3 separate regions of the Homo sapiens genome follow, and all the other regions are linked to region 1. The links are chromatin loops, found by intact Hi-C in ENCODE. Cell type or tissue: dorsolateral prefrontal cortex. All regions are shown on one strand. Each heading gives the region's core, and the rest is flanking DNA. Links, peaks and the distances in the headings are about the cores only. Region 1 holds the start of NGDN (neuroguidin). Region 2 overlaps RNF212B (ring finger protein 212B). Region 3 overlaps BCL2L2-PABPN1 (BCL2L2-PABPN1 readthrough).

Region 1 (9,933 bases), core at 1,066-9,065:
CTGGTCTCGAACTCCTGACCTCGTGATCCACCTGCCTCAGCCTCCCAAAGCACTGGGATTACAGCCGTGACCCACTGCACCAGGCCAACCTCAGTCTTATCAGTAAAATATGTACATTTCCTCCCTGCCACAAAGAATAATTATGAGGCCCAAATAAGATAATGTGAAAGAACTTTGTAACCTATAAAGCACCTAGTAAAAGTCTTTGGTCAAAAAGATAAGTTAATATGTATTTGTTCAATAAATAAACAAATATATAGGGATCTAAGAAGGATGCTGGCAACTCATCCATCTCCAAAAGGCACTGAAATGGTTCAAGGCATGGTACCCAAGGCCTGGTGTGGTGGCTCACACCTGTAATCCCAGCACTTTGGGATGCCGAGGTGGGTGGATCACCTGAGGTCAGGAGTTCGAGACCAGCCTGGCTAACATGGTAAAACCTCGTCTTTACTAAAAATACAAAATTAGCCAGGAGTGGTGGCGGGCGCCTGTAATCCCAGCTACTCGGAAGGCTGAGGCAGGAGAATCACTTGAACCCAGGAGGCAGAGGCCGCAGTGAGCCAGGATCGTGCCACTGCACTCCAGCCGGGGCGACAGAGGGAGACTCCATCTCAACGAAACAAAACAAAACAAAAAAGCATGGTACCCAGGACAAAAACAGGTAAGAATTTGAGAAGCAGGCTCTTCCGACGTGCTTGGGCATTGTCAAATTCAAACTGAGCTACAAGCATATGAGAGAAAAACAAAGATTTAAATTTTTTTTAAATAAAAATGGACAATAAGAACATAAGTGAATGATAAAGACAAGAAGGGAATATATTTTGAATGCTGTTTTTAGTTATCTTTCTGTAAGCACAAATCTGCTGTAACTCCTGTGCTTAAAACTCCTTCAGTGACTCTTATTACAATGATTTTCATACTTGTATTTACCCATAGAATATTTGGCCTAAATATCTTAGGACAAAAGCTCAATATATAAAAACAGATAATACCAGAGTTTTCCAGTTAAGTAGGGATGAGAGATCCAGAGTTGTTCTTCCACATTGCCCCCAACCAGTAATCCCTGAGAAGGTTCTACCAGACCTTCATTTGAAAACTACAATATTTTAATTGTTGTTGTTTTGTTTTTTTCAGATGGAGTCTTGCTCTGCTGCCCAGGCTGCAGCACAGTGGCATGATCACGGCTCACTGCAACCTCTGCCTCCTGAGTTCAAACAATTCTCCTGCCTCAGCCTCCCGAGTAACCGGGATTACAGACAGGCACACGCCACCATGCCCGGCTAATTTTTGTATTTTTAGTAAAGATGGGGTTTTGCCATGTTGACCAGGCTGGTCTCGAACTCCTGACCTCAGGTGATCCATCCGCCACAATCTCCCAAAGTGCTGGAATTATAGGTGTGAGCCACCTTTTCTTCTTAGCCTGGCCTTTTTTTTTTTTTTTTTTTTTTAAGACAGTCTCACTCTGTTGCCCAGGCTGCAGTGCGATGGTGCGACCGTGGCTCATGGCAGCCTCGACCTCCTGGGCTCAACCGATCCATTCACCTCAGCCTCCTGAGTAGCTGGGACTACAGGCACACACCACTGCGCCCAGCTAATTTTTTTTTATAGAGATAGGTCTCACCACATTGCCCAGGCTGGTCTCAAACCCATGGGCTCAAGCAATCCTCCCACTCTGGCCTCCCAAAGTGTTGGGATTACAGGCGCATATTTCAATTTTAAGATGCACATGGTTTTCATATTTTAACATCTCTGAAATCAGGATGCATGTTTCAGTCACTGGCATCTTGGTATTATGTCATAAGCAATTTTTTTTTTTTTTTTGAGACAGGGTCTTGCTCTGTCACCCAGGCTGAATGCAGTGGCACAATCACAGCTTACTGCAGCCTCAACCTCCCAGGCTTAAGCAATCCTCTGGCCTCAGCCTCCTGAGTGGCTAGGACTACAGGCACATGCCATCATGCCCGGCTAATTTTTAACTTTTGTAGGGTCTCACTATGTTACCCAGGTTGGTCCCGAACTCCTGAGCTCAAGCGATCCTCCAGCCTCAGCCTCCTGAAGTGCTGGAATTACAGGCATGAGCCACCATGCCCGGCCTGTCACATTTTTTCTTAATATATACAATAAGTGATATGTCCCAATTAATAAGTGTCTTAGATTAGATGAAATCTGAAAGTAACTCCTCAGTTGGCCTACAGTAATCTTCAGAGTGACTTTTCCAGTCTTATTTCCTACCCCCAACACACATAACACAGAAAGTACATCCTATCACAAAAATGACTTACTCCTTTCCCTTATCACCATACTTTCAGGCCTTTGTGCCTTTGCACATGTTCCTTCTTTCTGTCCCTCCCATTTATTCCTCAAAATCCTATCACCTCCTCTGGGAAGCCTGTCCTGAATCCCTCTGCTCTTCTGGCAGTTAATTAATCCCTCTCTTTGGCTGGAGACTCATAACTCTGTAATGTGACTGCTACTATTAATACTTACATCTATTGCTTTGCTTTGTCTTCCCTCTAGACTTCAGCACAGAAACTGGATCATATTTATGTTTGAAGCTCGAGCACTTAGGATATATAAGACACAATAAACATACAATGAAAGAACTACTGAGAACATTAAGTCAGGGGATGCTTACTGTTTGAGTACATCTTACCTTTTCTGTAGGATAGGCACCAGCTTGAACTTTTTGTGTCAGTGATTTCACTTGTGCAGTTACAGCCATCACCTGAAATTAGCCCAAATAAAACAAGTGATTAGATTATATCAAATTATGTCTGCAAACTGTGAAGAGCAAAAGCTAAACAATGCCACCTAAAAATTATCTGAAACACTGTCTAAAGTATAGTACTATCTTCTCACTTCTCGGAAAGCATAGGAGAGATGGTTCTTCAAAAAGTTTAAAAAAAAAAAAACTTTCCACTTCTTAAAGAAGAGACCATCTTTTACTGAACCACAGGGAGGAGAAAAGGACTGAGAGAGTAGTGACTGAAGCACTGTAATTTTGTTTGTACTAGTTGAACTTACAATGCATAGAACTACATAACTCCCCGACTTATGACTTAATTTCCACTTTACGAGGGTGTAAAAGAAATATGCATTCGGTAGAAACCGTCCTTTTCTCGTGATGCTGGGCAGCGGCATCAAGCCTAAATTTCGACTTATGAGGTTTTCGAATTACAATGGGTTTATCAGGCCATAACCTCCATCGTTAAGTCGAGAAGCATCTGTATATAAGTGTGTATTACCTGGGCACCCAAAGGGCAAGTCATGTTACCATTCCAAGCACTGGTTTCCTTAGCTATATGAATAAAGGAAAACTATTCATATAATTTCTTTTTGGAGTTTCTTGTATTCCCTTGGGTGCAGAATCAATTACTTAGAATTCTGGCGTGAAAAGGTTTTGATTACATCATTTTACTCTAAGGTTTTTGGAAGCATTCACGTATCTCAATCACCAAAGTTTTGAGGTGAAGTACACAAACTCAAAGCCAATCCGTGACTAATTTATTCCAGAGGCGACACTACTCACTTGCTCCTGGAGATTTTTCAGAAGTGTCACGGCACTTGGCAGGTCGGACTCCAGCACCCCCTACAGAAGGGAGAGGAGGCGTAAAGAAAAGTCATTCTTTCCTCAGGATTATAGGAAAGTGGAACGTCTAGGGTGGGAAACTGCCCTCTCTCCGTCAGACACCCAGACTCGGGGCCTTCACACTCGGGTTCACAGACTCGCCTTAAAGCCAGCCCCTTGGGTTACCGGACAGGAACGGTAACTCTAGGGAGGCCGCCTCCCTGAAGCAACTTTCATCACCACCCTTCCCTGGTACCAACAGTTTGCCTCCAGCCGCTGAAGGCAAAGGACAACTCCACAATAGCTACGCGAGGAAGAAACCACACCAAACTCACCAGCGCCGCCATCTTCGCAAAGCCCACCCCTTCCGGTGTCGTACTTCCTGAGCGCTAAGGGCGACTTGATAGATTTGATAGACAACTGCCGCTTGCAAATCTAAGCCAATACGAATAAGGGCTTTCTCACTTCCGCCCCCAACAGGATAAACGAGAGGAGGAGTCTGATCTGGCCAATGGAATAAAGGAACTGGCTAAATTCGTCAGACTCAGAAAGAGTCGTCAGGACGAAAAAAAGCACTTGGCAAAGAGCGTGTGATTGGTAGACTGAGTAAAATGATTGACGGCAAGCCAATAAGAGACAGTCAAATAATTGATTGACAGTTGGAAGGACCAATAGAAAAAAGGAATTAGCAGAGCGAACTTAGCGCGTATTGGCTCCCGTCTGCCGCAGCACCCAGAGTCTTTTTTCACGGCACTTTTCTTGTAGTGCGTGAACCGGCCGCTAGGTGATGGGCCTTGGCTTGGCTTTGCGGTGTCGACATTGCAGAGCCGCCATTGCTGGCTGCTCATCCAACGGCCACCGCGCCAAATGCCTTACAGACCCGGTGGCCCTGGAATCGATTCTGTAACACTACTCCTTGTGTGACCGTGGACAAGTCACTCGGTCTCTGAGCCTTCTTCATCTGTAAATAAGAGAGCGAGGCTAGAGAAGCCCAGAGCCAGAGTTTAGAAACCGAGTGCGAGGACACCTGCCCTCTTGGTGTGCACTGTGGAGCGCTGAGAAACGGCTCCAATAACGCCCCGACACTCTTCGCTCCTACCAGTTTGGGGACATGAAAAGAATACGTTTTACAAATTGGGGAACGGTTCATATTTACATGACTTACCGCGGTCACACAGGTCTTCAGCAGAACTTGGTTCAAACTCTGGCAGTGCATGTTTCAGTATAACCTGCCTCATCATTACCCAGTGCTTTCAGATGTGTTCTCTCACTCTGGTTTTTCACAAGCTGGTGAAGTAGGTTGGACGGATACTCATTGTTCCCATCCCATGCCTTAGGAAATAAAGCACCGAAAGGGTGAATGATAGTGTATAATTTTTTGTTCACAACTCGTCCAACAGAGCTGGGTCTAGAAATCAGATCTTACCGACTTGAAGCTGTCTTTTGGAATTAAGAATAACACCTGTATCTGGGCAGGTGAGGTAAGGAAATCCTGGTATCTAGATCTTGCTGGATTCAAGAAGGCAGGAGGGTGTTCAGTCCCCACTCCTCTAACATTTAATTTGCTGCTTCAGGCCCACTGTGGAAGCTCAGGATGCTGTTGCAGCATACTTAGTCAATTATCCAGTAGCTTTTGTAATGTTTTATCAAGATTTGTATTATGAAAAGTTTCTATTTCTACATAAATTTTCGGACCTGTCTAATTAGATCAGCAATAAACTTTTCCTTTTCGGGGAATTTGAAATTTAGTTTGTTCATATGCTTTATGATAGCAATGAGAAAACAAATTGCACTGCCATATTTTGGGTTTTTTTGAGACCGAGTCTCGCTCTGTTGCCCAAGCTGGAGTGCAGTGGCGCGATCTCGGCTCACTGCAACCTCCGCCTCCCGGGTTCAAGCGATTCTCCTGTCTCGCCCTCCCGAGTAGCTGGGACTACAGGCACTTGCCACCACGCCCGGCTGATTTTTTTTTTTTTTTTTTTTTTTTTAGTAGAGACAGGGTTTCACCATGTTAGCTAGGATGGTCTCGATCTCCTGACCTCATGATCCACCCGCCTCAGCCTCCCAAAGTGCTGGGATTACAGGCGTAAGCCACCGCGCCCGGCCTTTTTTTTTTTTTTTTTTTTTGAGCGGAGTCTCATACTGTTGCCCAAGCTGGAGTGCAGTGCCGCGATCTTGGCTCACTGCAACCTCTGCCTCCCTGTTCAAGCGATTCTCCTGCCTCAGCCTCCTGAGTAGCTGGGATTACAGGCACCCGCCACCATATCCAGCTCATTTTTTGTATTTTTAGTAGAGACGGGGTTTCTACTAAACCATGGTTGGCCAGGCTGGTCTCAAACTCCTGACCTCACTATCCACCTGCCTCGGCCTCCCAAAGTGCTGGGATTACAGGCATGAGCCACTGCTCCCGGCCTTGATTATTAAAATAATTGTCCACCAGGAACGGTGACTTGAACCTGTAGTCCCAGCTACTCTGGAGGCTGAGGCAGGAGAATCACTTGAGCCCATGTCAAGGCAGCAGTGAGCCATGATCGTGCCACTGCACTCCAGCCTGGGTGACGGAGCAAGACCCTATCTCTAAAAAAAAGGTGAAAGAGGGAGACCCCATCTCTAAAAAAATAAAATACTTGTCAACTATAGGGGCAGAAAAGTGTGATACCTTTCCTCACCCATCATAAGGGTCATAGAAGACACTCCTATAACAAAAGAAGTTAACAAGAAAAAAGTTTGATGAATTTATTGAAAGTTTTACATGACACGGGAGCCTTCAGAAATGAAGATTCCATTTTTATGGTTAGGTTTGATGAAGAATGGACAGCGTGTAGAAATGTGATAGGACAAAAAGAGTATGATCTGACAGAACTAGACTGAGGGGGGAATCCCAGCAAGGCCTGTCTGTTCAGATTTTTCTTAGCCTCTCTAGATAGCAATCCTTTGGGGTATAGGGAATGCGAAAGGAAAATAACTTGGGACCCCAGTTCACTATGCCAAAAGAAAAAAATTAAGCTCAACGGAGTCATGCAAGCAACTGCCTTTGCTATTGTTCCTAAGCGGATAGCTACAGATAAAATGTTAAATATCTCTACAAGTATTTACTGTGTGTTCACCTTATCTTGTGTGCCGATTTACTGAGCCTGAGACAAATACCAATTGACTATTCCCCTACCTGCTCCTTTTCTCTTGCAACATGTGGATTAATGTACCCTCCCTCTTTCTCCTCCAGCCTACTTTTCCCCTTTTAATAGTGAAGCCCTGAAAGTCATCTTTGGAGAAAGGCACAAGCCTCACTCCCAGACACGTCCTTAATCTTGGCAAAATAAACTGCTAAATTGATTGAGACCTGTTTCAGATACTTTCTGGTTTACAGGGAGGACCCCTCCAAAATGAGGATTTATGACTGACCATCAAATGAGGAAGTCAGAGAATATTTTTTACGGCTAGCTCCTAGCAGAAAGGTGAGAGAAATTTAGAGTAAAATTTTTAGGTTTTATGGCTGGTTTGGGGGACAGAGCTTCCAGTTTTTTTGTTGTTTTGTTTTTGTTTTTGTTTTTTTTGAGACGGAGTCTCGCTCTGTCACCCAGGGTGGAGTGCAGTGGCGCGATCTCAGCTCACTGTAACCTCTGCCTCCTGGGTTCAAGCGATTCTTCTGCCTCAGCCTCCCAAGTAGCTGGGATTACAGGCATATGCCACCACGCCCAGCTAATTTTTGTATTTTTAGTAGAGATAGGGTTTCACCGTATTGGCCAGGTTGGTCTCGAACTCCTGACCTCGTGATCCACCCACCTCGGCCTCCCAAAGTGCTGGGATTACAGGCATAAGCCACCACACCCAGCCCTGGGGTTCCAGTTTTTAAAACCTGCATTAGGGAAGACGAATTCTAATTTTTTTTTTCTTTTTTTTTTTTTTTTTGAGACGGTGTCTTGCTCTGTTGCCAGGCTGGAGTCAGTGGCGCGATTTCAGCTCACTGCAACCTCCACCTCCTGGGTTCAAGCAATTCTTCTGCCTCGGCCTCCTGAGTAGCTGGGATTACAGGCATGCGCCACCACGCCTCGCTAATTTTTTTTTGTATTTTTGGTAGAGTCGGGGTTTCACCACATTGGCCAGGCTGGTCTCGAACTCTTGACCTTGTGATCCACCGGCCTTGGCCTCCCAAAGTACTGGGATTACAGGCATGAGCCACCACGCCCGGCCTTTGTTTTTTGTTTTTTAGACAGATTCTCGCTCTGTTGCTGAGGCTGGAGTGACTGGAGTGCAATGGCACGATCTCTGCCCACTGCAGCCTCTGCCACGATGCCCGGCTAATTCTTGTATTTTTAGTAGAGATGGGGTTTCGTCACATTGGCCAGGCTGGTCTCAAACTCCTGGCCTCAAGTGATCTGCCCACCTCAGCCTTCCAAAGTGCTGGGGTTACAGGTGTGAGCCACCACGCCCAGCCAGAATTCTAGTTTCTATGGCTTGCCTTGCAGCAGAAGGAAGGGCAGCAGACAAGAGGGCAGGAGAAGGTCAGAGAAAGACTTTGCTTCTGAGGCTGCTTCTAAGGCCTTCCAATCTCCTTTAGTTCAAAGTGCTTAGCATGCCAAAGTGCCATACTCTGGAGTATCGTTTTCTGAGCCCTGACACAATCATTCCTTTTGTTACAAGAGAATCTTGGAGCTAACAGTACAATAAATCTTTGTAAAGCTCTTCTACCACTCAACCAACAAGCATTGGCAAAGAATACAAGATCATTAAATTTATTGTCTTCTATTTCTTTCAACAGTTTCATAAACTGGCAATCGTCCATAATATTTCAAGTATATACTGAGAAAAGTTTTTAACAGCTATATTGAGATTTAATATACATATCATACAATTCACTATTTAAAGGATACAGTTCAGTGGGGTTGGGCATGGTGGCTTGCACCTGTAATCCCAGCACTTTGGGAGGCTGAGGCAGGAGGATCACTTGAGGCCTGGAGTTTGAGACCAGCCTGGGGAGCATAGTGAAACCCATCTCTACAAAAAAAAAAAAAAATTGTTTTGATTTAAAAAATCATAGAATTCAGTGGCTTTTAGTATATTCACAGAGTTGTGCAAATATAACCATAACAATTTTAGAACATTTTTACAATGTTCCAAAAAAAACCCAGTATCCATTAGTAGTCACTTCCCCTTTTTTTCCCAACCCTCTAACCCTCAGCTCTAGACAACCACTAATCAACTTTGTATCCCTGTAGCTTTGTCTATTCTGAACATATCCTTAATGTGGAATTATGTAATGTGTAGTCTTTTGTGACTGGCTGCTTTCACTTAGCATAATGTTGTCAAGGTTTATCCATATTGTAGTGTATATCACTACTTTATTCCTTTTTACTGCTGACTAATATTTCATGGTATAGATATACTTCATTTTATTTATCCATTCATCAGTTGATGGGCATTTGGGTTGTTTCCACGTTCTGGCTAAGTAGTGCTGCTATAAACATTTGTAGCCAAATTCCTATGGGAACATATGTTTTCGATTCTTTTGGGTTTACATCTAGGAGTAGAGTTGCTGGGTCATACAGTAACTCTATGTTTAACCATTTGAGGAACTGCCAGACTGTTTTCCAAAGGGCTGCACTATTTTACATTTCCACCAGCAATAAAACAGTTCCAATTTTTCCACATCCTTGCCAACATCTGCTATAATCTATAATCTTAATTATAGTTACTCTAGTGAGTTACTCCAGTGTCTTATTGAGGTTTTGATTTGCATTTCCCTAATGTCTTACGATGTTGGACATCTTTTCATGTGCTCATGGGCCACGTGAGTATCTTTGAAGAACTGTCGGCTGGGCATGGTGGCTCACGCCTGTAATCCCGGCACTTTGGGAGGCCGAGGCGAGCGGATCACGAGGTCAGGAGTTCAAGACCAGCCCGGCTAATATGGTGAAACCCCATTTCTGCTAAAAATACAAACATTAGCTGGGTGTGGTGGCACATGCCTGTAGTCCCAGCTATTGGGAGGCTGAGGCAGAAGAATTGCTTGAACCCAACCCAGGAGGCAGAGATGGCAGTGAGCCGAGATTGCGCCAATGCACGCCAGCCTGGGTGACAGAGCAAGACTCCGTCTCAAAAAGAAAAAAAAAGAACTGTCTGTTCAGATCATTTTTAAATTGAGTTGTCTTTTTATTATTGGTCGTAAGAGTTCTTTCCATATTCTAGACACAAACCCCTTATTAGATACATGATTTGCAAATATTTTCTCCCACTTTATTTTGTCTTTTCACTTGCTTAGTGGTATTATTTGGAGGACAAAATTGTTTAAGTTTGTTTTGTTTTGTTTTGTTTTGCTTTTTGAGATGGAGTCTCGCTCTGTCACTCAGGCTGGAGTACAGTGGCAC
Region 2 (9,933 bases), core at 1,303-9,302, 200 kb after region 1:
GGCTCTTAAAGAATATTAAGGAGCCAACTAGAGACAATGCTCTTTGGGGGGCAAACCTCAACATCTTGTCATCTTGAAAATCTTCATTTTAGTATATGTGTCTATAGTTGAAGCTCCATTCCTTTGGAAATGTTATTTAACTTACCAAAATTGTTGGGGGTGAGGACTCTTGTGTGGCCTGAATGCCCATTTGGGGATGGTCTGAAAGAAAAAATCCCCTGTCCAGAGGAGGCAGATGAAGTTCTAAGGAAAGCAAATAAAAGCATCAGCAGAGAAAAGGACAGGTAAAGGTAAAAATAAAAAGCATATGTAATGGAAGAGCCTATACAGCTAGGCCAGAGAGGAAAAAATTCCCTGCTTGCAACTGATGATAATTTTTTCTTTTTTTTTTTTTGAGACAGGGTCTCACTCTGTTGCCCAGGTTGGAGTGCAGTAGTATGATCATGGCTCACTGCAGCCTTGACTTCCTAAACTCAAGTGATCCTCCTGTCTTAGTCTCCCAAGTAGCTGGGACCACAAGCATACACCCACCAAGCCCGGGTAATTAGGTCTCACTTTGTTGCTCAGCCTGGTCTCCAACACCTGGGCTTAAGCAATCCTCCCACCTTAGCCTCCCGAAGTGCTAGGATTACAGGTGGGAGCCACTACCGGGCCAAAATACAGTAATTTGGATGTATATTAAACACAGTGCTATCCAGCTTTCTTTTTTGCTTATAAGGCACATTGTAAACTTCGGTGGTACAAGCCAGTGGAGAAGTAATCCCAGGACTGCTGGCAGAGTTTTGTTTTTTTGTTTGTTTTTTGAGACGGAGTCTCACTCTGTCACCCAGGCTGGAGGGCAGTGACACCATGTCAGCTCACTGCAACCTCCGCCTCCTGGATTCAGCAATTCTCCTGCCTCAACCTCCCGAGTAGCTGGGATTACAGGCACGTGACACCGCTCCCGGCTAATTTTTTATTTTTAGTAGAGACAGGGTTTCGCCATGTTGGCCATACTGGTCTCAAACTCCTGACCTCAAGTGATCCACCCTCCTCGGCCTCCCAAAGTGCTGGGATTACAGGCGTGAGCCACCGCACCCAGCCTGCTGGCAGAGTTTAAGTATGAACACATCCCAAGAAAAAGGAAGCATAGTGTTACTGACCTATAAGATAGGCTATGAGTTGAAGCCGGTGAAGGGGTTTCTGGAAAGCATAAAAATAAGCCTGTGAGATAATCCATGAACTGGAGAAGAGATTCAGGTATACTTGGGGCCAGGGCAAAGGAAATGGAGATAAAAGATTTTTAGTATATGGGTTAGGGTTGGGGGCTAATGCCAAGTGAAAAAGCTCACAAATCACATAGCAGTATCTCTTATAGGTGCTTTCCTCTCCCTTTCATGAGTCTGTGGGCTGAGATCCCTCACTGCCTTCATGTGCTCTCATGTATCTGTGCCTTGGTTTCCCCTCTAAGATGGAAATCACCAGAAAGAATGGGTAAAGACAAAAATTAGCTAGGAGTGACATCAACAAAAATTAGCTAGGAGTGACATCAACAAAAATGGCAGAGCAAAGACCTCCAAAAATTTCCTCCTCCATAAAAGCAATGAGAAAATTGGCATAATGGTCAGAATCAACTTTTTCAGAAATCTGAAAATTAACAAAGGGCTTGTAGTAATCTGGAGAATGTTTATTCAAGAAAAATAGCAAAATGTTAGTAAAAACAGCAAGGTTTGTGGCATTTTAACTTGCTCTATTGCCATTTCTCCTTCTCCACCTCCATGATAGCCTTGAAAACCAACAGGGCATGCTCATGATGAAACCCAACAGTCTGGCAGTCACTAGAGGGGATGGAACAGGGTTGGAGCTTTTTGAAGGATTCATTCCCAGAGAACTGTCATTATTTGACCTGTCTAGTGGTTCCCTGGAAGACCCCACTTTCAAGGTTGTCTTAATTTGACAGCACCAGGACTTGGAGCTCAAGTTCACCAGGACTTGGAGCTCAGAGCTTACCAAGTGCAGAAAAACCTTTCTCCAGTCTGATGAAAACAATTAGAAGCACTTGTTTGGCTGCCTAAGGAGATAAATATCAGCTGGGACAAACAAAAGGCTAACCAAAAAGCATGACATATAGAAAACAAATAACAAAATGCAGAAGTCAGTCCTTCCTTATCTGTAATTACATTAAATGTAAATGAATTAAAAGGCAGAAACTGGCAGAACAGATGAAAGAAAAAACAAGTCCAACTATGCACAGTCTACAAGATACTCACTTTGGATTCAAAGATGCATATAGGTTGAAAGGAGAAGGATGAAAAAATATATTCCATGCAAAAAACAAGGAACAAAAGAGTGGCTATACTAATATCAGACAAAATAGACTTTAAGACAAAATTGTTGGGCCAGGCACAGTGGCTCATGCCTGTAATCCTCAGCACTTTGGGAGGCCGAGGCAGGCAGATCACTTGAGGCCAGGAGTTCGAGACCAGCCTAGCCAACATGGTGAAACCTTGTCTCTACTAAAAATACAAAAATTAGCTAGGCGTGGTGGCACATGCCTATAATCCCAGCTACTAAAGAGGCTGAGGCACAAAAATCACTTGAAGCCAGGAGGAGGAGGTTGCAGTGAGCCAAGATTTTGCCACTGCACTCTAGCCAAGACGAGAGTGAGACTCTGTCCCAAAAAAAAAAAAATTGTTACAAGAGACAAAGGCATTAAATAATGATAAAGGGGTCCATTTATCAAGAAGAGAAACATTTATATGTGCATCTAACAATAGAGTCCTAAAATACATGAAGCAAAAACTGATAGAATTGAAGAGAAAATAAGACAATTTGACAATAATAGGGACTGGGCATGGTTGCTCATGCCTATAATCCCAGCACTTTGGGAGCTGAGGCAGGAGGATTGCTTGAGCCCAGGAGTTCGAGACCAGCCAGGGCAGAACAGGGAGACCTCGTCTCTACAAAGACATGAAAATTGAAATAAAAAAACTAGCCAGGCGTGGTGGTGCATGCCTTTTGTTCTAGCTACTCAGGAGGCTGAAGTGGGACTATCGCTTAAGCCTGGAAGGTGGAGGCTGCAGTGAGCCACAATTGTGCCACTACACTCCAGCATCAACAACAGCACGAGACTCTGTCTCAAAAAAACAAGAAAACAAAAAACCAAAAACCACAATAATAGTTGGTGACTTTAATACCCCACTTTCAATAACAGACAGAACAACTGGACAGAAGATCAGCAAGGAAAGGAAACAGAAGCATACTAATTGAACAACACGATATACTAGCTAAACCTAGCAGACTCTATAGAATACACCACCCAAAAAGAGTAGAATATACATTCTTTCCACATACACATGGAGCATTCTCCAGGATAGACCACATGTTAGGTCATAAATTTAAAAGGATTTAAATCAGGCCGGGTGTGGTGGCTCACGCCTGTAATCTCAGCACTTTGGGAGGATGAGGCAGGCAGATCACCTGAGGTCAGGAGTTTGAGACCAGCCTCAACATGGAGAAACCCCGTGTCTACTAAAAATACAAAATTAGCCGGGTGTGGTGGTGGTGCATGCCTGTAATCCCAGCTACTCGGGAGGCTGAGGCAGGAGAATTGCTTGAACCTGGGAGGCGGAGGTTGCGGTGAGCCGAGATTGCACCACTGCACTCCAGCCTGGGCAACAAGAAAGAAACACCATCTCAAAAAAAAAAAAAAAAAAAAAAAACATTTAAAAGGATTTAAATCACTGAAAGTCAAAATCAATAACAGTAGGAAATTTGGGAACTTCACACATATGTAGATATTGAACAACACATTGATAAACAACCAATGGGTCCAAAAAACAAAAATCACAAAGGACATTAGAAAATACTTTGGAATGGGATCAGCATGGGTATAATCCCAGCACTTTGGGAGGCTGAGGCGGGCAGATCACCTGAGGTAAGGAGTTGGAGACCAGCCTGGCCAACATGGTGAAACCCCGTCGCTACTAAAAATACAAAAATTTGCCAAGCATGGTGGCACGTGCCTGTAGTCCCAGCTACTTGGGAGGCTGAACCTGGGAGGCGAAGGTGGCAGTGAGCTGAGATGGCACCACTGCACTCCAGTCTGGGCAACAGAGTGAGACCCCATCTCAAAAAAAAACACAAATGAACAAACAACCTTTGGAATGAATGTAAACAAAACACAGCATGCCAAATGTTATAGGATGCAGTAAAAGCAGTGCTACAGTGAAATTTATGACTGGAAACATCAATAGTAAAAAAGATCTCAAATCAATAATCGAAACTTCCACCTTAGGAAACTAGAAAAAGAACTAAATCCAAAATAATGAGAAGGAAGGAAATAGACTAAACCAGAAGTAAATGAAACAGATAATAGAAGAAGTAATACAGACTCTCAACAAAACGAATTCTTTGAAATGATTGACAAAGAAAGAGGAAAAGACTCAAATTACTAAAATTAAGAATGAAAAAGAGAACACTGTTGTTACCAACCTGACAGAAATAAATTGGCTAGAACATCTATGTTTTTCAAAGGAGTGGGAGATTTCAAATGTGGGAGATTTAGAGGGAGACTATTTGGAGAATTAAAAAAAGAGATTTGGGAATTTCAAATTCTTTCTTGTGAAAGTCTTCTCTGATAGGTATTCTCTAGGTACTGGCTAATGCCCTTGAAAATGGTAACAACAGTAATAATTTTAAGGGGCTTTAGGTAAGAAATTAAGTAAGCAGACCCAAAATATTCCTTCACTGGAATATTTTTATGTTTAAAACACAGCAAAGAAGCCAGATACCCTTCAGGCCAACAATCAGCATCCTGTGAACCTTCTTTTTACACTTAGCTTGTAATGCCATCTTGTGGCAATTCAAAAAAATCCAAGTCAATTTTACTGAAAAGTTATCCTCCATCTCCTGACCAGAGGTTTTCAATGACTTTCTATCACTCAAATCTTTATTTTCCCCTTATTAGTTGGAAGACAAAAATATCATTATTTGAAAAACTTGTAGGCCGGGCACAGTGGCTCACGCCTGTAATCCCAACACTTTGGGAGGCCGAGGAAGGCGGATCACCTGAGGTCAGGAGTTCGAGATCAGCCTGGGCAACACGATGAAACCCCGTCTCTACTAAAAATACAGAATTAGCCAGGCGTGGTGGCACATGCCTGTAATCCTAGCTACTCGGGAGGCTGAGGCAGGAGAATCGCTTGAACATGGGAGGCGGAGGATGTGGTGAGCCGAGATCATGCCATTGCACTCCAGCCTGGGCAACAAGAGTAAATCTCCATCTCACCAAAAAAAAAAAAAAAAACCTTGTAATATATGTATGGATACATGGAATCACTGTCAGGAAAAAAAAACAAGTGAAATGGCATTATATTATGCATAGAAAACCAGAAATCCGCAGATCTTCGCATAGAGTAAGTTGATTTCTGACACCCTTTTCCCCCCACCTCACCATTATAAGAGTCTCTGGGAGTTCTCCTTCCCTGCAGACCTCTGCCTCCCTGATAGACAAATAATAAGCATCAATTAATAAATATATCTCAGTTATCTGGCTTCCCTATTCCCTATTTATCTATAGCTACACATTCAAGCATATATTGTTCTACTGCAGTGGGCATACTAGTCAAAGAAAGATCCATACTTTACTCCTTCCAAAATGAACACCATGGACACTGTTGATTGAGTCCTTAAACACTTTCACTATTTCCACCCCTATTTATTCTCTGTCAGTTTCTAATATCAGGTCTCCATTGCCAAAAGAAAATAGGGTCCAGTATGACATCAGATAATTTATGCCAAAACCAATATAAATTTAAGTTCTTGATAAACCTTTGCTTTCATTTAGCATTAGAAACTTCAATCTGGAAAGATAAGGTGAACATTACTTACTTGTCCCAAGCTACCAAAGCCAGCCTCTCTATAAGGAATAGATTCCGCTGAGGAGGACCGACTGTATAAGGTGAAACAAAAAGAAAAAAAAGGCAAAAAACCTAGTTTTACTTTTTATTGTTGTTGTTTTTTTGTTTTGGTTTTTTTCAGACAGAGTCTCACTCTGTTGCCCAGGCTAGAGCACAATGGCACAAGCTTAGCTCACTGCAGCCTCCGCATCCTGGGTTCAAGTGATTCTCATGCCTCAGCCTCCCAAGTAGCTAGGACTACAGGCGTGCACCACCATGCCCAGCTAAGTTTTGTATTTTTAGTAGAGACAGGGTTTCACCATGTTGGCCACACTGGTCTCGAACTCCTGACCTCAAATGATCCACTCGCCTCAGCCTCCCAAAGTGCTGGGATTACAGGCATAAGCTACTGTACCCAGCCTCAGAAAACCTAGCTTTATATGTTGTTAGCACACAGAACACTCGTTTTTTTTGGGGGAAGGGGCACATGTCACTAATAGAAAGTCTCCGAAGCTGGATTGATGGGAGGAAAACACCTTTCCCTTCTAGTTTTGAGAGACTTCCTCTTGGCTCCCAAGAGGAGGGATTCCCTGACTTTGACACACATGGCCACCTTGGCACAAAAGCCTTGTGGTATGAAAAAACAAATTCGTTTTTATGTCCTCTTCTCCTTTTCCATCTTTCAGCATAAACTTAACTCCCTTAAGCCGAGACATCTGTTAGGACCTGACCCCCAGTCATTGATTACCAGTTTGTCTGGCAATCTGGACTTTCCAGTGATGCCACTGAGATGGCACCTGTCAAAAGAGCAGTGGTTCCATTTCTAGATTGTGGATCTTCAGATAAATTCTGCCATTTTCATTTCATTCCCTGAAAGTCAGGGTTGGCTTGTGAAAAGTTGTTAAACAATATGCTAAATGTGAAATGTCAACCCTCACTCTCAACTTTCCCTGTTCGGAGCATGAGATGAAGACTTCATTGGGTTTTATAGTGGCTTTCTGATTTTTGGTAATCCATTGAAGAAGGGAGTTTGAGAGTTGTTGTATACTGTTAATGATTGTCTGCCCATGTCCTGCCTGAATGGACAGTATCTTTAATAAAGCTGGATACAGTTTGGCTTAGGGAAAAAAAAAAACCCTAGCTTTAAACTTCTACATAGACCTAAAATTTCATCAGTCCCAATCTGAGCTACAACTAGATATTTCTTCTATCTTCCAACTTTTGCCAACAGTTTTAATGTTGCTGTGTAGGTTTACCTGACCACTTGACTGCTATGCTGGAAACTGGGTCGTGGGGTAACTGAAAGAGAATAAAGTACAGAATAAAAAGTTGCCATCAATGGTATGCCTGCCTTGCCTGGCCAATTTGTTGTACATGGTTATCTGGTTATATAATGTTTTCATATTACACATAAAGTTAGGAAGATCACATTATTGTCTCTGAGAGGAAACCATCTTCTACATAAGGAAAGGATATTCATCTCACACAGATATTTAGGGGAAAAATGTTCTCCACCTGACTGTGATGGGGAAGTAATGCCCACTGGTCGAGGTGTGATTGACCTGCAAGGGAAAAAAAAAGAGGCGGCTCTAATCTCTCTAGGCAGAGGTCAAGTGCCACTTTAGAGGATCAATCAGATCATTGTTTATAGAATAATAGCTTCCTCTCTGAGGACAAATTGCTTACTCTCATGTATTATAGGTAGCATCCTAAAATATGGAAGCAAAGTTTCCATATAAAACCCATTGCTCTCCAACTCCCTAAGTGGAGCTTTCTCCACCTCTGTGTTGCCCATAATAGAAGTTTTAAAGTACACCTTTCTTCTCTCCTCAGTGCCTTACCAAGTACTCTCAACCATACATCTGTCCATCCATTCATACATCCCTCCATCCTCTCATCCACCTTAAGAAACTAGAAAAATAACTAAACCCAAAGTAACCAGAAAGAAGGATGCCATCCAACAAGCATATATTTGGGTCTATATTTCCTAGATCCTGAGATTACAAAGATAACTAGAATAACTGAGAGGCTTACAGGCTAGTGGGAGAGATGAAAAAAAAAATCAGAACAGTGTTTAAGTGTTGTAATGGGCTTATCAGAAGTATAGAAGGACAAAAGAACATTAGACTGTAACTTCTATGAATGTAGGGGCAGTGTCTCTTTAATCCATAATGCAGGACTGATATTAAAAAATATATATGTGTGTGTGTGTATATATAGAGAGAGTTTTGTTTTGTTTTCTGTTTTTTTGTTTGTTTTGAGACAGAGTCCCACTCTGTCACCCAGGCTGGAGTGCAGTGGGGTGATCTCGGCTCACTACTGCCAGCTCTGCCTCCTGGGTTCCCGCCATTCTCCTGCCTCAGCCTCCCGAGCAGCTGGGACTACAGGTGTCCTCCACCACGCCCGGCTAATTTTGTTTTTGTATTTTTAGTAGAGATGGGGTTTCACCATGTTAGCCAGAACGGTCTCAATCTCCTGACCCCATGATCCGCCCACCTTGGCCTCCCAAAGTGCTGTGATTACGGGTGTGAGCCACCACACCCAGCCGATACTAAAAATATATTTAAGAGTTGGTAGAGCATAGATATCACTAATTAGAAAGGACCGGTGGTATATATCCAGCCTGTAACATGGTACCTGATAAACAGTAGGCACTTAATATTGAATGAATGAACAGACCATCTAACTCCACCTAATGCAGTCTTCACAGAGGAAATGACTGAGTTCAATTTTGAAGGATGAGTAGTGTAAAAAGTAAGGTGGAGGTTCCTCTTTAAAGACTTTCCTCTTCATCTAATTAGGAATAAATAGTAACTTCTCTTAAAAGCAAAATTTATTTAAAGACCTGTACTAACATTCTTAAATATCTGCTAGCCGTAATAAAGAAATCAATGTACTTTATGTTCTTAGCTCCCACAATTTAGCCTAAATATTTGCCCTGGCATGCTTAGATTGGTCCAAACAAGCATTAGGTTATAGTCTGTTCCTCTTCCTTATTTGAAGGTGTTTTTACCTTTCTCAGCATTCCACAAGTTACTTCCTCCTTCCTTTGTTCTCCTCTACCTTTGCCCCTTTTCATAAGTTCTAAGTTGCTAGCCAATCGGAACAAATACAGAATGTGAGGTCTGGTTCCAGCCAATGGAAACCGGACACAGCAGTAAGGTAGACGCGTCAGGTTATGAACGACCCTGTCTCCTTTGTTCAGTGTACTCTCGTGGCAAAACTGCCGGCGAGTGTACCCTTTCTGCAGGAAGTAAAAATGACCTTGCTGAGTAAATTAAATTTATGTTCAAATGCTATTTCTTTATGGCACCAGGGAACAAGCATTTCAAACACTAGGATTTCATAAGATGACAATCCAGGGTGAGCATTACAATTAAGATTTTACTTCGGCACTTTCAGTAACTAACTCTTCCTCGGAGAAGTGAAAGCTAAATTCATTAACCATTTTCTCTCTCTCAGAGTTCACACAGCCAGGAGTCAAGAAAGAACAGGAATTTTCAGGGGGCTGGGCTAGTATGGGAGCTGATAAAACTGACCTGCTTCCTTGGTACCGACTTGGAGATTCCTATAGGTGAAAAAACCAGGAGTGAAGAAAGCTGCAACTGAGGATCCTAATCAACAGATCTTCAGTCTTACTTGCGAGATAACTAAGCTCAGTGCCCCTTAGTCATGGTTGCTAAGACTCCCAGTAGGAGGAAAAGTAGCAGCAGTATTTCCTTAGGATATTATTAGCTTTGAGGGGATAAAAGTTTAGTTCTTCATAAGAGTGCATACGGAATCCCATAGACTAACATATGTGGGGAAATACGGAGTCTCTGGTGAGAGAAAGGAAAATGACACACTACAATGTGCTAGAATAATTACAGGAGTAGGATCAATAGGAAAATTATATAAATACACAGAACATTCTTAGGAAGAAAAACTATTTAGGAAGTAGAGTGTGATGCAGAGGAAGGGTCCTGAGGTATCTTTGAGTTTCTTGAAGAGAAATGTTTAAGTTGCAACAGCTGTCTCTTCTATAAGAGAGCTTTCCAACTGGTAGGTCATGACT
Region 3 (9,933 bases), core at 1,396-9,395, 140 kb after region 1:
ATTTCAAAATTTATTACAAAGCTACAGTAATATAGACAGTGTGGTACTGCCATAAGGACAAACACGAAAATCAATGGAACAGAATTGAGAGTCCAGAGACTGGTCAATTGATTTACAAAACAGGGACCAAGACAATTTAATGGGAAAAGAAGTCTTTTTAACAAATGATACTGGGACAACTGGATATCCACATGCAAAAGAAGAGAACTGGACCCCTGTCTTATACCATAAACAAAAATAAATTCAAGGGCGGGATGTCTGTAATCCAGCACTTCAGGAGGCTGAAGCGGGCAGATCACTTGCGGTCAGGAGTTCGAGACCAGCCTGGCCAACATGGTAAAACCCTGTCCCTACTAAAAATACAAAAATTAGCTGGGCGTGGTGGCAGGCACCTGTAATCCCAGCTACTCAGGAGGCTGAGGCATGAGAATTGCTTGAATCCAGTGGGCAGAGGTTGCAGTGAGCCGAGATAGCACCACTGCACTCCAGCCTGGGTGACAGAGTGAGACTCTGTCTCAATAAATAAATAAATATTTTTAAAAAAAACTCAAAATGGATCAAAGACCTAAACATAAGAGCTAAAACTATAACACTCTCAGTAGAAAATATAGACACATCTTCATGACTTTTGTGCTTCAAAAGATGCTGTCAAGAAAGCAAAGAACTGGGCCGGGCGCGGTGGCTCACGCCTGTAATCCCAGCACTTTGGGAGGCCGAGGCGGGCAGATCACGAGGTCAGGAGATCGAAACCATCCTGGCTAACACGGTGAAACCCCGTCTCTACTAAAAATACAAAAAATTAGCCAGGCAAGGTGGCGGGCGCCTGTAGTCCCAGCTACTCGGGAGGCTGAGGCAGGAGAATGGCGTGAACCCTGGGGGGCAGAGCTTGCAGGGAGCCGAGATCGCGCCACTGCACTTCAGCCTGGGCAACAGCGAGACTCCATCTCAAAAAAAAAAAAAGCAAGCAAAGAACCCACAAAATGGAAGAAAATATTTGCAAATCATATATCTGATAAGTCTAGTCTTCAGTATTCAGTATTCAGCAAAGGAAGGCTGGGCATGCTGATGCATACCTGTAGTCCCAGCTGTTGGGGAGGCTGAGGCAGAGGGTTTGCCTAATGCCAGGAGTTCAAGTCTGAAGTGCACTATGGCATGCACTGGAGTACCATGCCTGTGTACGCTAGCCTGAGCAACATAGCAACACCTCATCTCTAAAAATAAAAAAAAAAAAATTTTTTAAATTAAAAAGAAGTCTTGCAAGAAAACAATCTACTTTAAAAATGAGGACCAGGCTTGGTGGCTCATCCCCGTAACCCCAGCACTTTGGGAGGCTGAGGCGGGCAGATTGCTTGAGACAGGAGTTCAAGAGCAGCCTGGGCAACATGGCGAAACCCCATTTCTAGAAAAATTAAAAACTAGGCGGGCGTGGTGGCACGCACCTGTAGTCCCAGCTACTCAAGAGGCTGAGGTAGGAAGATCACCTAAGCCTGGGGAGGTTGAGGCTGTGAATAGCCGTGATTGGGCCACCGCACTCCACCCTGAGGGACAGAGTGAGACCCAGTCTCAAAAAAGAAAAAAGGCAAAGAATCTGAATATATATATATACACACACACACATACATACAAATGGCAAATAAGCACATGAAAAGATGCTAAACATCTTTGAGTCATCAGACAAATGCAAATTAAAACTACGATGAGATACCTCTTCATACCCTCTAGGATGGCTATAGCCAAAGAGATTGACAATAACAAGTTTGGTGCGGATGTAAAGAGACCAGAAGCCTCATACATTGCTGGTGAAAATGTAAAATGATGCAGCTGCTTTGGAAAACAGTCTGGCAGTTCCTCAAAAGGTTAAAGATAGTTACCATGGGTCTTAGTCCATTCATCTGGGCTGCTGTAACAAAATAAGGTAGACTGGGTGGCTTACAAGCAACAGAAGTTTATTTGTTGCAGTTCTGGGGACTGGGAAGCCCAATATCAAGGTTCTGGCAGATTTAATATCTGGTGAGATCCCATTTCCTGGTTCATAGATGGTACCTTCTCACTGTATCCTCACGTGATGTAAAAGGGCAAGGTAGCTCTTGGGGCTTCTCCTATGAACTAATGACCTCCCATAAGTCCCGAACTGCTAATATCATCACTTTGGGGGTTAGGATTTCAGCATATGGATTGTGGTGGAGGTGCAAACACTCAAACCATAGCACAGTATGACCCAGCAACTCCATTCTTAAGTATATACCCAAGAGAAATGAAAACATATGTTCATACAAAAACTTATACAGTTGTTTGGAGCCAGACTATTTGTAATAGCCAAAAAAATAGAAACAACCCAAATGTCCATCAGTTGATGATGGAAACAAAATGTGTTATATCCAATGAAATACTAGTCAGCCATAAAAAGGAATACTGGGCCAGGCATGGTGGCTTATGCCTGTAATCCAAGCACTTTGTGAGGCTGAGGTGGGAGGATCACTTGAGCCCAGGAGTTTGAGGCCAGCTTGGGCAACATAGCAAGATCTCATCTTTACAAAAAATAAAATATAATAAAATTCTGGCCCTGCGCGATGGCTCATGCCTGTAATCCCAGCACTTTGGGAGGCTGAGGCGGGCGGATCATGAGGTCAGGAGTTCAAGACCAGCCTGGCCAATATGGTGAAACGCCATCTCTACTAAAAAATAAAAAAATTAGACGAGCTTGGTGGTGCACGGCTGTAGTCCCAGCTACTTGGGGGGCTGAGGCAGGAGAATTGCTGGAACCCGGGAGACTGAGGTTGCAGTGAGCCAAGATCGCTCCATTGCTCTCCAGCCTGGGTGACAGAGCAAGACTCCATCTCAAAAAAATAAATAAATAATAAAAAAACAAAAAATTAGCCAGGCATGGTGGTATGTGCCTGTGGTCTCAGATACTTGGGAGGCTAAGGTGGAAGGATGGCTCAAGCCCAGGAGTTTGAGGTTTCAGTGAGATATGAATTTGTTGCTCATTCTGAGCAACAGAGCAAGACCTTGTCTCCATTAAAAAATAATAATAAGGCCGGGTGCAGTGGCTCATGCCTGTAATCCCAGCACTTTGGGAGGCCGAGGCAGGCAGATCATGAGGTCGGGAGTTCAAGACCAGCCATGGTGAAACCCCGTCTGTACTAAAAATACAAAAATTAGCCTGGCGTGGTGGCACACACCTGTAATTCCAGCTACTCGGGAGGCTGAGGCAGGAAAATCGCTTGAACCCAGGAGGCAGAGGTTGCAGTGAGCCGAGATCGTGCCACTGCACTCCAGCCTAGGCGACAGAGCAAGATTCCATCTCAAAAAATAATAATAATAATAAAATGTGATCATAATTTGAGAAAGGCTGCTCATTCTAACCATACATAAAAACAAGGAAAGCAGCAATATTATTGTAAAAACCCACCAACTGTTTCTTTTCTCCATTGCCAACGTCGGATTGGGCAAATCCTACCTTAAAAAGCACTGGCTTGCCTCGGTTTATTTTGCATCATCCAAAGGCCCTCTAAGGATCTCTGACTCACAGACCCTCACCCCAGACAGGTTTTATACACAGGCTCTCCCAGTCTCTTTCTTCCCATGGAACTCCAGTGAGATTGGGCTCATTTCTATCCCTCAGTTAACAGAGAGCCGATCAGGAGTGACTGACAGAAATCATCCACCAAAAATAACCAAGCTTGCCCGAGGAAAGTAACTTTCTTTCCATGCTTCTTCCTCTAAACCTAGTCTCTTTTAAGTAAAATAGTCTGACTCTTATAAGAATAAAACTAAAGGCCGGGCATGGTGGCTCACGCTTGTAATCCCAGCACTTTGGGAGGCCGAGGTGGGTTAACCACGAGATCAGGAGATCGAGACCAGCCTGACCAACATGTTGAAACCCCGTCTCTACTAAAAATACAAAAAATTAGCCAGGCATGTGGCGCATGCCTGTAATCCTAGCTACTCAGGAGGCTGAGGCAGGAGAATTGCTTGAACCTGGGAGGTGGAGGTTGCAGTGAGCTGAGATGGCACCACTGCACTCCAGCTTGGGCGACAGAGTGAAACTCCGTCTCAGGAAAAAAAAAAAAAAAGAGGAAGAAAACTACCAGCTCCAGGTAAAAGGCAACACTATTGTTGTTACCGCCTTCTCCAGGACAGGAAAGGCAAGCCCAGGGTGAATAAGCAACTTTTGGGCACCTACTAAATGGCAGGCCCTGTGAGGCAGACACAAAGTCACAATTGATGCCCTCAAGAAGCTTGCATTCGGCCGGGCGCGGTGGCTCACGCCTGTAATCCCAGCACTTTGGGAGGCCGAGGCGGGTGGATCATGAGGTCAGGAGATCGAGACCATCCTGGCTAACAAGGTGAAACCCCGTCTCTACTAAAAATACAAAAAATTAGCCGGGCGCGGTGGCGGGCGCCTGTAGTCCCAGCTACTCGGGAGGCTGAGGCAGGAGAATGGCGTGAACCCGGGAAGCGGAGCTTGCAGTGAGCCGAGATCCCGCCACTGCAGTCCGCAGGCCAGCCTGGGCGACAGAGCGAGACTCCGTCTCAAAAAAAAAAAAAAAAAAAAAAAAAAAAAAAAGAAGAAGCTTGCATTCTAGTGGGAAAACAGAAATGTAGTTAGTTTCATTATAAAACCACAAAGTAAATATTAAACAGGGATAGGAACAGTTTGTCCTGACTGCAGGAGTGATTACTTCTGACTTGGAAATCAGGAAAGGCTTCATGTCTGTTGTACCTGGCTTACACTTGGAAGGATATGCGTGATTTTCATAGAAGAGTTGGAATGAGCATAGCAGGCTAGAGGGAACAGCATGAGGGATACATGAAAATAAATAACAACTACAATGCATAGTACATCAGGTGTAGGGCAGGATCTGGAAGAGAAATGTAATCAGGATCAGATTGAAAAAGGTTGTAGTTCCATGCTTGTGTTTGGACTTTGTACTTATTGGTGGCATCATAGAGGGCTTTTTTTGGCAATAAGAAGTTTGGAGGCTGAGCATGGTAGCTTACGCCTATAAACCTAGCACTTTGGGAGGCCGAGGCAGGAGGATTGCTTGAGGCCAAGAGTTCAAGATCAACTTGGCCAACATAGCGAGACCCTATCTTTTAAAGTACTTTTTTTAGGAATTTTTATTTTTCAAAAAAAAATTTGAAGCCAATACATCTGCCAGGACCCCTGCAATGATGATGGGGAGTTACTCAAGCAGTGAAAGTAGGAATAGAGAGAACAGACAAGATATGGTAGAATTGACTGAATATGGAAAACTAAACCAGAGAAGGGTCAAAACATGATTCACCCTCCAATACCCAACAATTTATGGGGATCTTTTAGAGCCAGCCATTTAGTGCCCCCTGGTGGACAGATGAGACCATCACAGCATTAACAGCAACAAGTCACTTAGGCTGTTTCATTCTTCCAGTAAAAAGTTTATATTGAACACTATCCAGACCCTCACTAATCAGCCTCTGCAGAAGCCACAGAGATCACGGCACTATTTTAGGTGAATCTAGTTAGGAGAAAAGATAGACCTCAAATGCCTAACCCATAACAGAAAGTAGAATAAATGACCAAATCCTAAAATATGTGGTGGATAACACTGACATGAGATTTTAGAAAATACTGCAATTTGAGAGGTGGGTTAAGGCTTCAGATATAACAGAGTTTTTTGTTTTGTTTGTTTTGAGACAGAGTCTCGCTCTGTCACCCAGGCTGGAAGTGCAGTGGCTGAGTCTCAGCTCACCTCAATCTCCACCTCCTATGTTCAAACGATTCTCCTGCCTTAGCCTCCAGAGTAGCTGGGACTACAGGTGCATGCCACCACACCTGGCTAATTTTTGTATTTTTAGTAGAGACGGGATTTCACCATGTTGGCCAGGCTGGTCTCAAACTCCTGACCTCAAGTGATCCGCCCACCTCTGCCTCCCAAAGTGCTGAGACTGCAGGTGTGAGCCACTGCGCCCGGCCACAGAGCCATTTCTTTAACATATGATTTTTGAAGAGCATCCAGGTCAGAGGCAATTGTGAACAAAACATCCTGAGAAGTAAATGAAAAAATAGTAAGGTTGAAATACTAAGAAATTCTATAGGTAATGAAGTCTGAAGGTTCAACCTGGCTAGTGATGTAGTGTTCAAGTTTTAAGACCAATCTGACACTGGAATAAAAAATGGAGAAATTAGGATGCCCAAGACAAAATTTAGATATGAAAACAGTGAAAGCCAGTTGTGAAGTCCTAATAAACTAATCCTGGCCAGGAGCTGTGGCTCACGCCTATAGGAAGGCCAAGCCAGGAGGACTGCTTGAGCTCAGGAGTTTGGGACAGCCTGGGCAACACAGCAAAACTGTCTCTACAAAAAATTAGCCAAGTGTGAAGGCAGGCACCTATAGTCACAGCTATGTAGGACACTGAGGTGGGAGGATCACTTGAGCCCGGGAGGTTGAGGCTGCAGTGAGCCACTGCACTCCAGCCTGGGTGACAAAGCAAGACCATCTCAAAAAAATAAATGATCCAATTAATATAAGTTAGCTGGACACATTAAATGGTTACTGCATGGTTGGAAAAACAAGCTTTCCGATTGTCTCTTAGCTAAGTGTATTTTGTCTTCTGCATTTCTTGGGCCCACCTTGAGGTAGAAAAGGTAGCTGGGTGCAGTGGTTCACACTTGTAATCCCAATACTTTGGGAGGCTAAGATGGGAAGATTGCTTGGTCAACATAGCGAGACCCCAAAGACAAGGTTACCCAGACCCCAATCCAAAGCTCTAGGGCTGCAGGCATGGATAGTTCATTTGCACGTAAGCTGTATCAGGAGCACACAAAAGCGCCATTAGGTCAGTAATTCGGCTATTCCTTTTTTTATTTTGAGACAGTTTCACTCTGTCACCCAGGCTGGAGTGCAGTGGTGTGAACTTGGCTCACTGCAAGCTCCACCTCCTGGGTTCACGCCATTCTCCTGGCTCAGCCTCCCGAGTAGCTGGGACCACAGGCACCCGCCACCTCGTCAGGCTAATTTTCTGTATTTTTAGTAGAGGTGGGGTTTCGCCATGTTAGCCAAGATGGTCTTGATCTCCTGACCTCGTGATCTGCCCACCTCAGCCTCCCAAAGTCCTGGGATTGTAGCAGTGAGCCACCATGCCCGGCCCAATTCAGCTATTCTTTTACTTTCCCAGGCTTATTTCTCTCTCAAATGCCAATCAGGGTTACATGTTATCCAGAAAACCTATCATTCTCAACTAAACACATAATGTTCCTGCTAGTTGTAATGTAATTCCTACTCCTTAATTCACAAGTGGCAACCTCCCTTCCACAACACCAGTACTTCTACCACAAGGCAGAATTAATAGCCATCTGCGATCTAAGAGAGAATAGGAAGATAAATAATCCTTACACCCAAAAGGCCAAACAATTTTTATTTTCAAAAACAACTTTATTCATGACACATATTAAAAAAAAATTCCCACCCCTGGAAATGAGCTAAAAAAATAAACAAAATCCACCTCCCACCTCCCTGTTCCCACTTCCTCCCATTCCCTCCAAATAAAAGGGAAAAAAGGCAAAGGAAAAAAAAAAAAAACAAAAAAACAAAACAACTGAAAAACAAAAACACCCCTAAACCCCCCAAAACAAGGTAGTGCATTTCCCCAGGGGGAAGGGGAATTTACACTGGAGCCGCTGGGAGCGGAACGGAGATCTTCCGGCTACAGAAACCTGCAAAGAAAGACACTCAAAACAGAAAAAGAAACACAAAAGGAAACAAAATAGATCACCAGGCAATCTGGAGGGGCAGGGAGCCGGAGAAGAGGGGTGGGGTGGGTGGTAGACCTGGCTGGACAGGAGCAGGCAGGAGGGGACTGTGAAAGGCGAGGAGAAGACGGAGGGAAGGTAACAAGCAGAACAGTTTGGTGTCCTTCCAGAGCCCTGGGTAAAAAAAAAAACCTCCTACCACCCACGCCCACCTACCCTTGAGCAGCCCCCAAGGGGGTGAAGTGGGGCAGGGAAACATGGGCAGCAGCTTGCGCAGTTGAGACGTGTCCATGGCGAATCCCCAGAGTGAATAAGCAGCCCCCTGCCCCACTCCCTGGGCCTTCCCCTACTCCCCAAAGCAGGTCCCTCCTCAGCAGTTAGTTATGGGATTCTCCCCCCTTCCACAGTATATCTTTTTTTTAAAAAATATTTTTTTTCCATCAAGGTCATCTTCTGTTTTTCTTTTTTTTTTTTTTAATTCTTTTTTTTTTCCTTCTTTCCTCTTTTTTTCCTCTCTCTCCTCCTAATACACACTTTTTTTAGTAAGGGGAATACCATGATGTCGCTCTAGCCCGGCCCCTGGAAGAAAGAAGGAGAGTTAGGTGTTAACGTGATCACTAGATAGTTCAGTACAAGCCCCTCCCCGTAGGCCCCTGCCCCAGTTACTGTGAAGGGAAGGGGGGAAAAGAAGTGTTCAAGTGTCCTAAAACTGACCCCATGATCCCAGAAATAGTAACGCACCTGGAGAACTGGGGCAGGGGGAGGGGGGCTTAACAGAAAACTGCCAAACAGTGGCGAAAAAGAAGCGCATCTGAGTGAGAGACAGGGGCAAGGAAAAGGACCCCCTTTTTATCCAGTTTTCAGTCCTCCACAGCTCTTAAACCCTAGGCCATCACAAATAGATCCTCCCTAACTCCTGGGGATAGGCAGGTAGAGCTTATGAAAAGCCAAGGTTTATATGCCTAACCCGTCTATTTAAATGTAGAGACAGAAGTGAAGCAAGGCAAAAACCTGGGCACCACACTAGGCCCAGTGAGAAGTTAACCTTGCAAGACTGGCTCAAATAAAGAATAAGTATCTCAAAATCCTCCCACAAGGCTGTTGGGGAGGATCAACTAGCTAGCCTCTGGTATTCTTCCAAGGGAGGTTCAGTCTTCAATCCCTCCCTAACTCCGAAAAAAGTAACAAATGTCCAAGCAGTGCTTTCACTGCCTGGAGGCCCTGTTCCTCCCAGTTTTGTCCGCAAACACCTTCAAATGCCACCAACTCCCAAGAAAAAAAAGGCTGGGGGTGGAAGCCTCTTTGAACCAAGGGAGGGATGCAGCCCTTATCACCAATTTCTACTGCAGAAAAGATGATGAGGCTGGCCTTCTGGCCTGGCCTGCAACTACCTTCCTCAACCTGCACAGGCAGGAGACAAAGTTCCTGAAGACCACGGGGAGGGGTGGGGGGAGGGAGGTTCCTCAGACCAGAGAGGAGGAAGCATACGGGGCTCACGGGAGGCGGGGGAAAGAGGAGCAGCCCATCTATCCTGACCTGTAGACGCGACCCCGGGGCCTGCTGTTAAAACCACTGTAGAATCGAGAGCGGGAGCTGTTGTAGTTGGTGGTCCGGGCGCGGTAGCGGGCTCGTGGAAAACCCCGGTCTGTTGTGCTGATGCCTGGTCTGTTGGTTCGTTTTGGGATCACCTGAGTCAGAGATGAACAAATGATAGCCTTAAAGGCAACCTGGAGAGTTTATACACAACTAGAACAGCAATGGACATAGGCTTACCTTGATTTGCCTTCCTCTAAATAGGGACTCATCTAAGGCCAAGGAAGTCCTCACTGACTCTTTGTCTGAGAACTCTATATACGCAAACCTGAAAAGAATTGTCATTGTATCTCTCTGAGGTTACAAATACCTCACAGGTCAAATTCAACCTGCAGGCATGCTTCGTTTTGGGCTACAATGCAGTTATATTTTTTATTTGTCAAAATTCTTCTAAATGGAAAATTTCAATCATTCGAAATCATTTAAATTTTAAAATTTCCAGCTACTCTTTGAAATTTGTAAAAATAAGACACACAGGGCCTGAATTTCCATATGGCCATAATAGGCCAAGTAGAAGCTGCCCCTCCCCTTCTAGTTCGTAATCCCACCCACATCTAGCCTTCATTTTTGTTATCTGGCCTCTGAAGACATTTAGGTGCAACTCC

The links. A loop is a pair of places that touch in the nucleus more often than their neighbours do. Peaks named below come from ENCODE experiments on the same cell type or tissue, not always from the same donor. Only the 100,000 strongest peaks of a DNase experiment are listed, where the experiment ranks them.
Region 2: it touches region 1 in a loop (5-fold over the local background); 15 of 110 quality-filtered maps call a loop at or near these places.
Region 3: a loop joins it to region 1, with 6 times the contacts of the local background. A loop is called at or near these places in 78 of 110 quality-filtered maps.

Annotation. Positions count from the first base shown.
Region 1 is chr14:23,463,698-23,473,630 of GRCh38, reverse strand. NGDN (neuroguidin) reads right to left here and starts at 3,928. Exons shown (of 11, transcript NM_001042635.2): 1 at 3,904-3,928; 2 at 3,530-3,589; 3 at 2,654-2,725. The coding sequence starts at 3,915. RefSeq lists an enhancer at 3,225-4,165 and a silencer at 4,252-4,301. In dorsolateral prefrontal cortex, for the core only: CTCF peaks have their summits at 3,928, 4,131 and 4,330; DNase peaks (open chromatin) are centred at 3,950 and 4,350; H3K4me3 peaks cover 2,032 bases; H3K27ac peaks cover 1,898 bases.
Region 2 is chr14:23,260,173-23,270,105 of GRCh38, reverse strand. RNF212B (ring finger protein 212B) reads right to left here. Exons shown (of 15, transcript NM_001282322.3): 7 at 9,419-9,447; 8 at 7,395-7,441; 9 at 7,136-7,178; 10 at 5,872-5,932; 11 at 5,435-5,483; 12 at 1,143-1,182; 13 at 146-243. It also overlaps the pseudogene HMGN2P1. Among named protein-coding and RNA genes, the nearest start is that of HOMEZ, 21 kb to the left of the region's middle. In dorsolateral prefrontal cortex, for the core only: CTCF peaks have their summits at 4,633 and 4,832 (motif pointing left); no DNase peak of the experiment used is centred there; H3K27ac peaks cover 478 bases.
Region 3 is chr14:23,323,628-23,333,560 of GRCh38, reverse strand. It overlaps BCL2L2-PABPN1 (BCL2L2-PABPN1 readthrough), which reads right to left. Exons shown (of 8, transcript NM_001387346.1): 7 at 9,509-9,596; 8 at 7,398-9,423. The coding sequence ends at 9,262. PABPN1 (poly(A) binding protein nuclear 1) reads right to left here. Exons shown (of 7, transcript NM_004643.4): 5 at 9,509-9,596; 6 at 9,272-9,423; 7 at 7,398-8,314. The coding sequence ends at 8,275. Among named protein-coding and RNA genes, the nearest start is that of PABPN1, 7.1 kb to the right of the region's middle. RefSeq lists a silencer at 5,279-5,368. In dorsolateral prefrontal cortex, for the core only: CTCF peaks have their summits at 5,132 and 5,352 (motif pointing left); a DNase peak (open chromatin) is centred at 5,350; H3K27ac peaks cover 2,289 bases.